Regions from separate parts of the Homo sapiens genome. Here all the other regions are linked to region 3. A link is a loop called in an ENCODE intact Hi-C map of the cell type or tissue named here. Cell type or tissue: endothelial cell of umbilical vein. All regions are shown on one strand. Region 1 overlaps CSTL1 (cystatin like 1). Region 2 holds the start of LOC105372574 (a long non-coding RNA gene). Region 3 overlaps LOC107985383 (a long non-coding RNA gene).

Evidence for each region. Peaks named below come from ENCODE experiments on the same cell type or tissue, not always from the same donor. Only the 100,000 strongest peaks of a DNase experiment are listed, where the experiment ranks them.
Region 1: it touches region 3 in a loop (6-fold over the local background); 12 of 110 quality-filtered maps call a loop at or near these places.
Region 2: it touches region 3 in a loop (7-fold over the local background); 7 of 110 quality-filtered maps call a loop at or near these places.

The regions. Positions count from the first base shown.
Region 1 is chr20:23,440,719-23,443,218 of GRCh38, reverse strand. The region is part of intron 2 of CSTL1 (cystatin like 1); the gene reads right to left. Among named protein-coding and RNA genes, the nearest start is that of CSTL1, 2.3 kb to the right of the region's middle. RefSeq lists enhancers at 214-793, 1,196-1,295. In endothelial cell of umbilical vein, a CTCF peak has its summit at 1,220 (motif pointing left); a DNase peak (open chromatin) is centred at 1,198.
Region 2 is chr20:23,722,416-23,724,915 of GRCh38, reverse strand. LOC105372574 (a long non-coding RNA gene) reads right to left here and starts at 2,369. Exons shown (of 3, transcript XR_937387.2): 1 at 2,160-2,369. In endothelial cell of umbilical vein, a CTCF peak has its summit at 1,078 (motif pointing left); no DNase peak of the experiment used is centred here.
Region 3 is chr20:23,667,170-23,669,669 of GRCh38, reverse strand. It overlaps LOC107985383 (a long non-coding RNA gene), which reads right to left. Exons shown (of 5, transcript XR_001754712.2): 3 at 2,168-2,500. Among named protein-coding and RNA genes, the nearest start is that of CST4, 21 kb to the left of the region's middle. In endothelial cell of umbilical vein, a CTCF peak has its summit at 1,097 (motif pointing left); a DNase peak (open chromatin) is centred at 1,059.

The sequences.
Region 1 (2,500 bases), 230 kb after region 3:
AGTGACAGAACACAAAATCTGGCTTTACCCCCTGCAGACTCTGTAAATTTTACTGAATCTCAGTTTCCTCATCTAGGAAATGAGGAGAATAATGCCAGTTTCCTCCTAGCGTGTACAGAAATGAAGGAAGGAGGCATGGTGGGTACACGAGCCATGGAGAACGCATGCCAGGGATTTCCCCATGGCTCTTTCACTTGTGATCAAGTGTGAGGCCATGAAGCCTGCAGGGGTTGGAGCCTGGAAAAGCCCTTGTGGGCAGGGAGGCCCTACGCCCAGAAGGGAGACTAACAGAGAGCTTGGGGGTTACGGTTCCCTGTCGGGTTCTGAGCTGGATTCCTGAGTAGATATGTGGATTAGTGGATCTTCACCGGTGCAGGAGAAGCTCTGGGAAGCTCCCTGTTGCCTTGCCCTGTCACTGGTCAAGCCCAGTGAGAGGGCTTGGTCATCTCTGGGGTGGTGACTGAGGCAGAGAGTGCCCACACTGCTCCTGGGAGGAAGACACCCTTAGCAAACACTGGGACAGGGCAGCAGGGAGCCTAGACCTGAGGGCAGTACCAGCCTCCCCGCACCCAAACATGTGGGGGCCATCCATGCATGGGCATTTGCAGGGCTGCCCCAGGCACGGTCACACTGACTTTCAGCATGCTCAGAATGTAAGAAAAAACTAAACCACCCGTCATCACTGTAACTGACATTCCAGTGTGCAAAGTGTTATTCGTTATTAGACTTATTTGTTCGATAATGACAGGAGTAGTCATAATAACAGCAAAGATTTTTTATAAGTGCTACCAGATGTTGGCACTGTGCTAAGTGCTTCCCTCCTATTCTGAGGCACTTTGCAGGTGAAGAAACTGAGGTCTGGAGAGTCTGGATGTCACTTGACCAGGAGCCTCAGTTGGGAGGAGCTGGGCGTGAAGCCCCCAGAGGCACCTGGCAGCCCTCCACGCCTGCTCTTGTCCCCTCTGTGAGGTGTAAGGACAGACACAATGGTCATATGGGTGTGGGGGTGCCCAGAGGCCCATGCCAAGATCACCCAGCTACCAGGAGGCACGCCTGCTCTGTCTGCTTATCAATGTGAATGACATCAAATGCTCATCATTATTCCTTAACAGCTAACTTAATGGTGATGGATTGATTTCACAAGGCAAGCCTCCTTGGGGTCTTAACCAATTGTGGAAGAACCAAGAACCAAATGGGCAACATCGCCATCTTGTGGTAGAAGTGCCTCACTGAGCCAGCCTGTGGGACAGTCTGCATTGGGATGAGGATTTGACCTATGCTGACTGGTCCTCCCCACGCTGCCCTCCCGCCTTGCCGGTTCTCTCTGTTCCAGCTGCCTTACTCTCTGGCGAGAGAGCTTTCCCATAGCCAGTTGTGTTTTCCCAAATCTAGCTAATTGAACTAGGACGTAGCATTGTTGCTGCCCCAACTTCTACAGTCAGCCCTCTGTACTTACGAGCTCCATATCTGTGGATGCAAACAACCGTGCATCAAAATATTCAGGAAAAAAAAATGTATGGTTGCCTGTATACTGAACATTTTTTCTTGTAATTATTCCCTAAACAGTACAGTATAATAATTATCTACATAGCATTTACACTGTACCACTTATTATAATTAATCTAGAAATGATTTACCATATGTGGGAAGATGTGCATAGGTTATGTGGAAACACTATTCCATTTTACATAAAAGACTTCAGAATCCATGGATGTGGGCATCCTGAGGGGTCCTGGAACCAATTCCTCATGGACACCAAGGGGACTGTATAGTTTATTATCTGACCTTGAGGAAATGTTGTACCAATAAAAGGGGTTCCCTAACAACTTTTCTTTCTTCTATTATCCTTCAATTGATATATTTCAGAGAAATTTTATATGTAAAACAGAAGGTGAGGTGATCTGGCTGAACCCTATCTCTCACATCCTCTCCACTTCCAGAATAAACCCTCTGTATAATTTGAAGTTTGTATAACACAGAACACCCAGTTTTGAATTTTACAACCCTACACATTGAAAAAATATTGGGGGCTACAGGCCTACAGAGAATATTTGTATTTTGCCAAATGAGAACTTTAAAGGGAGCAAAATTATCCTTGCTGTCACTCCGGCAGGGTCAAATATCAGAATGAAAGGCATTTCTTCCCAAGGAAAAAGAGCTGGCCGGGCGTGGTATCTCACGCCTGTAACTCCGGCACTTTGGGAGGCCGAGGTGGGCAGATCACCTGAGGTCAGGAGTTCGAGACCAGCTTGGCTAACATGGTGAAAACCGGTTTCTACTAAAAATACAAAAAATTTAGCCAGGTGTGGTGGTACGTACCTGTAATCTCAGCTACTTGGGAGGCTGAGGCAGGAGAATCACTTGAACCTGGGAGGAGGAGGTTGCAGTGAGCCAAGATCATGCCATTGCACTCCAGCGTGGGCAACAAGAGCGAAACTCCATCTCAAAAAAAAAAAAAAAAAGAGTTTAATCCTCAGTGAACACTTTTGCCTCTAAGTGT
Region 2 (2,500 bases), 55 kb before region 3:
GATGTTAGTAGTAATAATTATGGCAATGGCAATGGTGTTGATAATGATGGTGATGGCGGTGATGGTGATGGTGGTTGATAGTGATGGTAATAGTGGTGATGGGGTGTTGATGATAATGGGGATAAATGTGCTGATGGTACTGAGATTGATGGTGATGTTGGTGGAGATAATGATGGTGACACTAGTGATGATGGTTACAACAGTGGTGATAACGGTGATGGTGATGGGACAGTGGTGATTGTCGTGATGATAATGGTGATGGCTTGGATGGAGATGGTGGTGATACTATGTTTTATGGGAGAGGATGAAGCTATTTGGAGTAGAATGTAAGCACCAGGCCTGGCCAGGTACTAGTAAGAGAGTTCTACCCTCTAGAGATTTATCAGGTCGGGACTCAGGTAAATCTTCTCCTTAGACTCCTCATCGTGGATGGAAAACTGTGTCTGCCACAAATGAATCGCGAGTCCCTGTTAACCACAAATGAATCGCGTGTCCCTGTTAACCACAGGAACAAAAGTAGATTTTCCCTGGCATTCATACTTCTGACCTCCAGAAGGGACCATGAATAAGAAGTAGTTGGGAGATGAGTAGCTTTAGTAAAGGGGGAGGGAAGGAAGAGAGTGAACAGGGAGATAAGCGGAAGGGGGAAGAGTGAAAGAGAGGAAAGAAACCAGTCTTGTCCACAGAGGTGTCCACATGTTCATCACCCACCCTGAGAGAGTCCTTGTCTTCTGAGAGGGTCCATTCTGGGCCTGTCCAGCAGGGGCTGTGGGGACAGCTGCAGGAACAGGAGGCTGTGCCATCTACTGGCCATGGCTCTGAGCAATAAAACCCTGCACACCCAGGTAACCCAGAGCAGCAAGGACAGAGCCAAGCAGAGGGGCCTCTGCAGAACCCATACAGCACTCAGGGAGTGTTTAGTTTGTAGAGCTTCTTCCTTCAAGGCAGACCCTATGTCGACCCCAGGGCCACTTTCAGAGCCTGCTCCCCAGGGTGAAGCTGGAGTAGAGGGACCTGAGGGACTGGACATCAGTGGGTGAGTGCTTCCCTCTGGTGGTCAGTGTGTGAAGTGGAGGATGCAGGCCCCACCTTACAGAGGTTCTCTGCAAACTCATGAACCCAGCAGGATTTTCAGGGCAGGTGGCTGTGGGCAAAGGAATTGCCCTGTAGCTTTTGGTTTCTCTGCCCCTTGGAAGATTCTCTTCATGATGTCTTCATCTTCACATGTCACATTTCAAAATATTGTCCTCTTCTTTATTGTGAGGTTGGATGATTGCCACTCTGTGAGCCTCTTCCCGCCTTAGTTTCCGTCAGATGCCCTCTGTCTCTCAGAAATCAGCCACCCACCCTGCCTGCCAACTCGGACACAGCCCAGGATCCCTCTCAGACACCTTCCAAGCGATGGGTTATAGACTCTGGGTTCCTGTAATCCATGCTTTTTTGGATTAAGGACTGCTAATGTTGATTTTCCAAATATGGTTGGCAAAGACTAAAATTGACTATCACTAATTCATAATGGAAAACCATGTGGTACTGCACCATATGAAGTCCATGATCAAAATCGAGAGGTGCCCTCCCCTGCACTCTGGTAAAACCTGAACATCCAGGCTGGATCCAGGGAGTAGCATTTGAGATCCACAGTCCTACATGGGTGACATCCCAAGCCTCTGTGGGAACAGCTCTGGATTCCTCTCCAAAGCCCCAGCCCTGAAAATCTGCTCATCCTCACCTCTGCCTTGGCTGAGTAACCATCCTGTAACTTACTCAGGCCTGGGCTGCAGTTCTGTTCTTTCCTCCTCACTGCGCCCTCAACCCAGCCCTCAGCAAGTCCTGCCCCGCCACCTCTCACAGGCATCCTCAGTCTCCTGTGCTCCACCTCCTGGCCACGGCACAGGCACAGGCCACTATCCTCTCTTTCCTGAGGAAATGCAATGTCCTCCTGACTGTTCTCCGCCCTCCCATTCTCACCAACTAGAAGCCCGTTCCTTCCCTGTGGCCATGCCAGCCTTCTAATAATATAAAAGGTGTCTTGTCATGTCCTGGTAAAAGCTTTCAAAGGCTTCTCATTTCACTTGGAGTAAAATAGAAATTCTTCAGCACGGTGTGCAAGGCATGGCAGGAATTGATATCTGCTCATCCACCAAACCCAGTCTGCTTACCTCTCCTGCCGGCCAGTCCCTCACTCAATTCAGGAGCTTCCACAGGTTAGGATCATTTCCAGCTGGGGGTCGGTTTATGATTTTCTTTGCATCAAACACCCCTCTTGTTGGCTTTCTGCAGCTGGCTCTTTCTCCTCCTTAAAAGTCTAGCTCAAATGTTATTTCCTCAAATTGATCTTTCCTGATCATTCTCTGCAGTTAGAATTTGACTTGGCAACCAGTTCATTGAAGGCAATATTGTATCCATCTCATTCTCTGTAATGTGTCTGTGCTTCTCACAATCTGTGGAATGTGGAGGACACTCAGTGTGCATACTGGATGAACATGCCTTTATGGGTGTT
Region 3 (2,500 bases):
GGCAATGGTGGTGGTGATGGTAGTGATGGTGGTGATGGTAATGGTGGTGGTTGTGGTGATAGTGGTGATGGTGATGTTAGTAGTAATAGTGATGGCAATGGCAATAGTGTTGATAATGATGGTGATGGTGGTGATGGTAATGGTGGTTGACAGTGATGGTACTAGTGGTGATGGGGGTGTTGATGATAATGGGGATAATGGTGCTTATGTTGCTGAGTATGTTAATGGTGAGGTTGGTGGAGATAGTGATGGTGACACTAGTGATGATGTTTACAACAGTGGTGATAACAGTGATGCTGATGGGACAGTGGTGATTGTGGTGATGATAATGATGATTGCTTGGATGGAGATGGTGGTGATATTATGTTTTATGGGAGAGGATGAAGCTATTTGGAGCGGAATGTAAGCACCAGGCCTGAGCAGGTACCAGTAAGAGAGTTCCACTGTCTAGAGATTTATCAGATCGGGACTAAGGTGAATCTTCTCCCTAGACACCTCATCGTGGATGGAAAACTGTGTCTGTCACAAATGGATCACGTGTCCCTGTTAACCACAAGAACAAAAGTAGATTTTCCCTGGCATTCACACCTCTGACCTCCAGAAGGGACCATGAGCAAGAAGGAGATGGGAGATGGGTAGCTTTAGTAAAGGGGGAGGGGAGGAAGAGGGCCAACAGTAATAACAGCGGAAGAGGGAAGAGTGAAAGAGAGGAAAGAAACCAGTCTTGTCCACAGAGGTGTCCACATGTTCATCACCCACCCTGAGAGAGTCCTTGTCTTCTGAGAGGGTCCGTTCTGGGCCTGTCCAGCAGGGCCGTGGGGACAGCTGCAGGAAAAGGAGGCTATGCCATCTACTGGCCATTGCTCTGATCAATAAAACCCTGCACACCCCTGTAGCCCAGAGCAGCAAGAACAGAGCCAAGCAGAGGGGCCTCTGCAGAACCCATACAGCACTCAGGGAGTGTTTAGTTAGTAGAGCTTCTTCCTTCAATGCAGATCCTATGTCGACCCCAGGGCCACCTTCAGAGCCTGCTCCCCAGGGTGAAGCTGGAGTAAAAGGCACCTGAGGGGCTGGTCATCCATGGGTGAATGCTGCCCTCTATTGGTCATTGTGGTGAAGTGGAGGATGCCGGGATTTACAGGGCAGGTGGCTGGGGGCACAGGAATTGCCCTGTAGCTTTGTGGTTTATCTGCCACCTTGGAGGATTCTCTTCATGATCTCTTCATCTTCACATGTCATATTTCAACATATTGTCACCTTCTTTATCGTGGGGTAGGAAGACTGCCGCTCTGCGAGACTCTTCCCACCTTAGTTCCTGTCAGAAGCCCTCCATCTCTCAGAGGTCAGCCACCCACCCTCTCTGCGAAATCTGACACAGCCCAGGATCTCTCTCAGACACCTTCCAAGCCATGGGTTATAGACTCTGGGTTCCTGTAATCCATGCTTTTTTAGATTAAGAATTGCTAATGTTAATTTTCCAAATATGGTTGGCAAAGATTAAAATTGACTATCACTAATTCATAATGGAAAACCATGTGGTACTGCCCCAAATGAAGTCCATGATCAAAATTGAGAGGTGCCCTCCCCTGCACTCTCGTAAAACCTGAACCTCTAAGCTGGATCCACGGGGTGGCATTTGAGATCCACAGTCCTACATGCATAACGCCCCAACACTCTATGAGGACGGCTCTGGATTCCTCCCCAAAGCCCCAGCCCTGACAATCTGCTCATCCTCACCTCTGCCTTGGCTGAGTAACCATCCTGTGACTTACTCAGGCCTGGGCTGGAGTTCTGTTCTTTCCTCCTCACTGCGCCCTCAACCCAGCCCTCAGCAAGTCCTGCCCCGCCACCTCTCATAGGCATCCTGAGTCTCCTGTGCTCCAACTCCCGGCCACGGCACAGGCCCAGGTCACTGTCCTCTCTTTCCTGAGCAACTGCAATGTCCTCCTGACTGTTCTCCACCCTCCCATTCTCACCAACTAGAAGCCTGTTCCTTCCCTGTGGCCATGCCAGCCTTCTAATAATATAAAAGGTGTCTTGTCATGTCCTGGTAAAAGCTTTCAAAGGCTTCTCATTTCACTTGGAGTAAAATAGAAATTCTTCAGCACGGTGTGCAAGGCATGGCAGGAATTGATATCTGCTCATCCACCAAACCCAGTCTGCTTACCTCTCCTGCCAGCCGGTTCCTCACTCAATTCAGGAGCTTCCACAGGTTAGGATCATTTCCAGCTAGGGGTCGGTTTATGATTTTCTTTGCATTAAACACCATTCTTGCTGGCTTTCTGCAGCTGGCTCTTTCTCCTCCTTAAAAGTCTAGCTCACATGTTATTTCCTCAAATCGCTCCTTCCTGATCATTCTCTGCAGTTAGAATTTGGCTTGGCCACCAGTTCGTTTAAGGCAATATTGTATCCATCTCATTCTCTGTAATGTGTCTGTGCTTCTCACAATCTGTGGAATGTGGAGGACACTCAGTGTGCATACTGGATGAACATGCCTTTA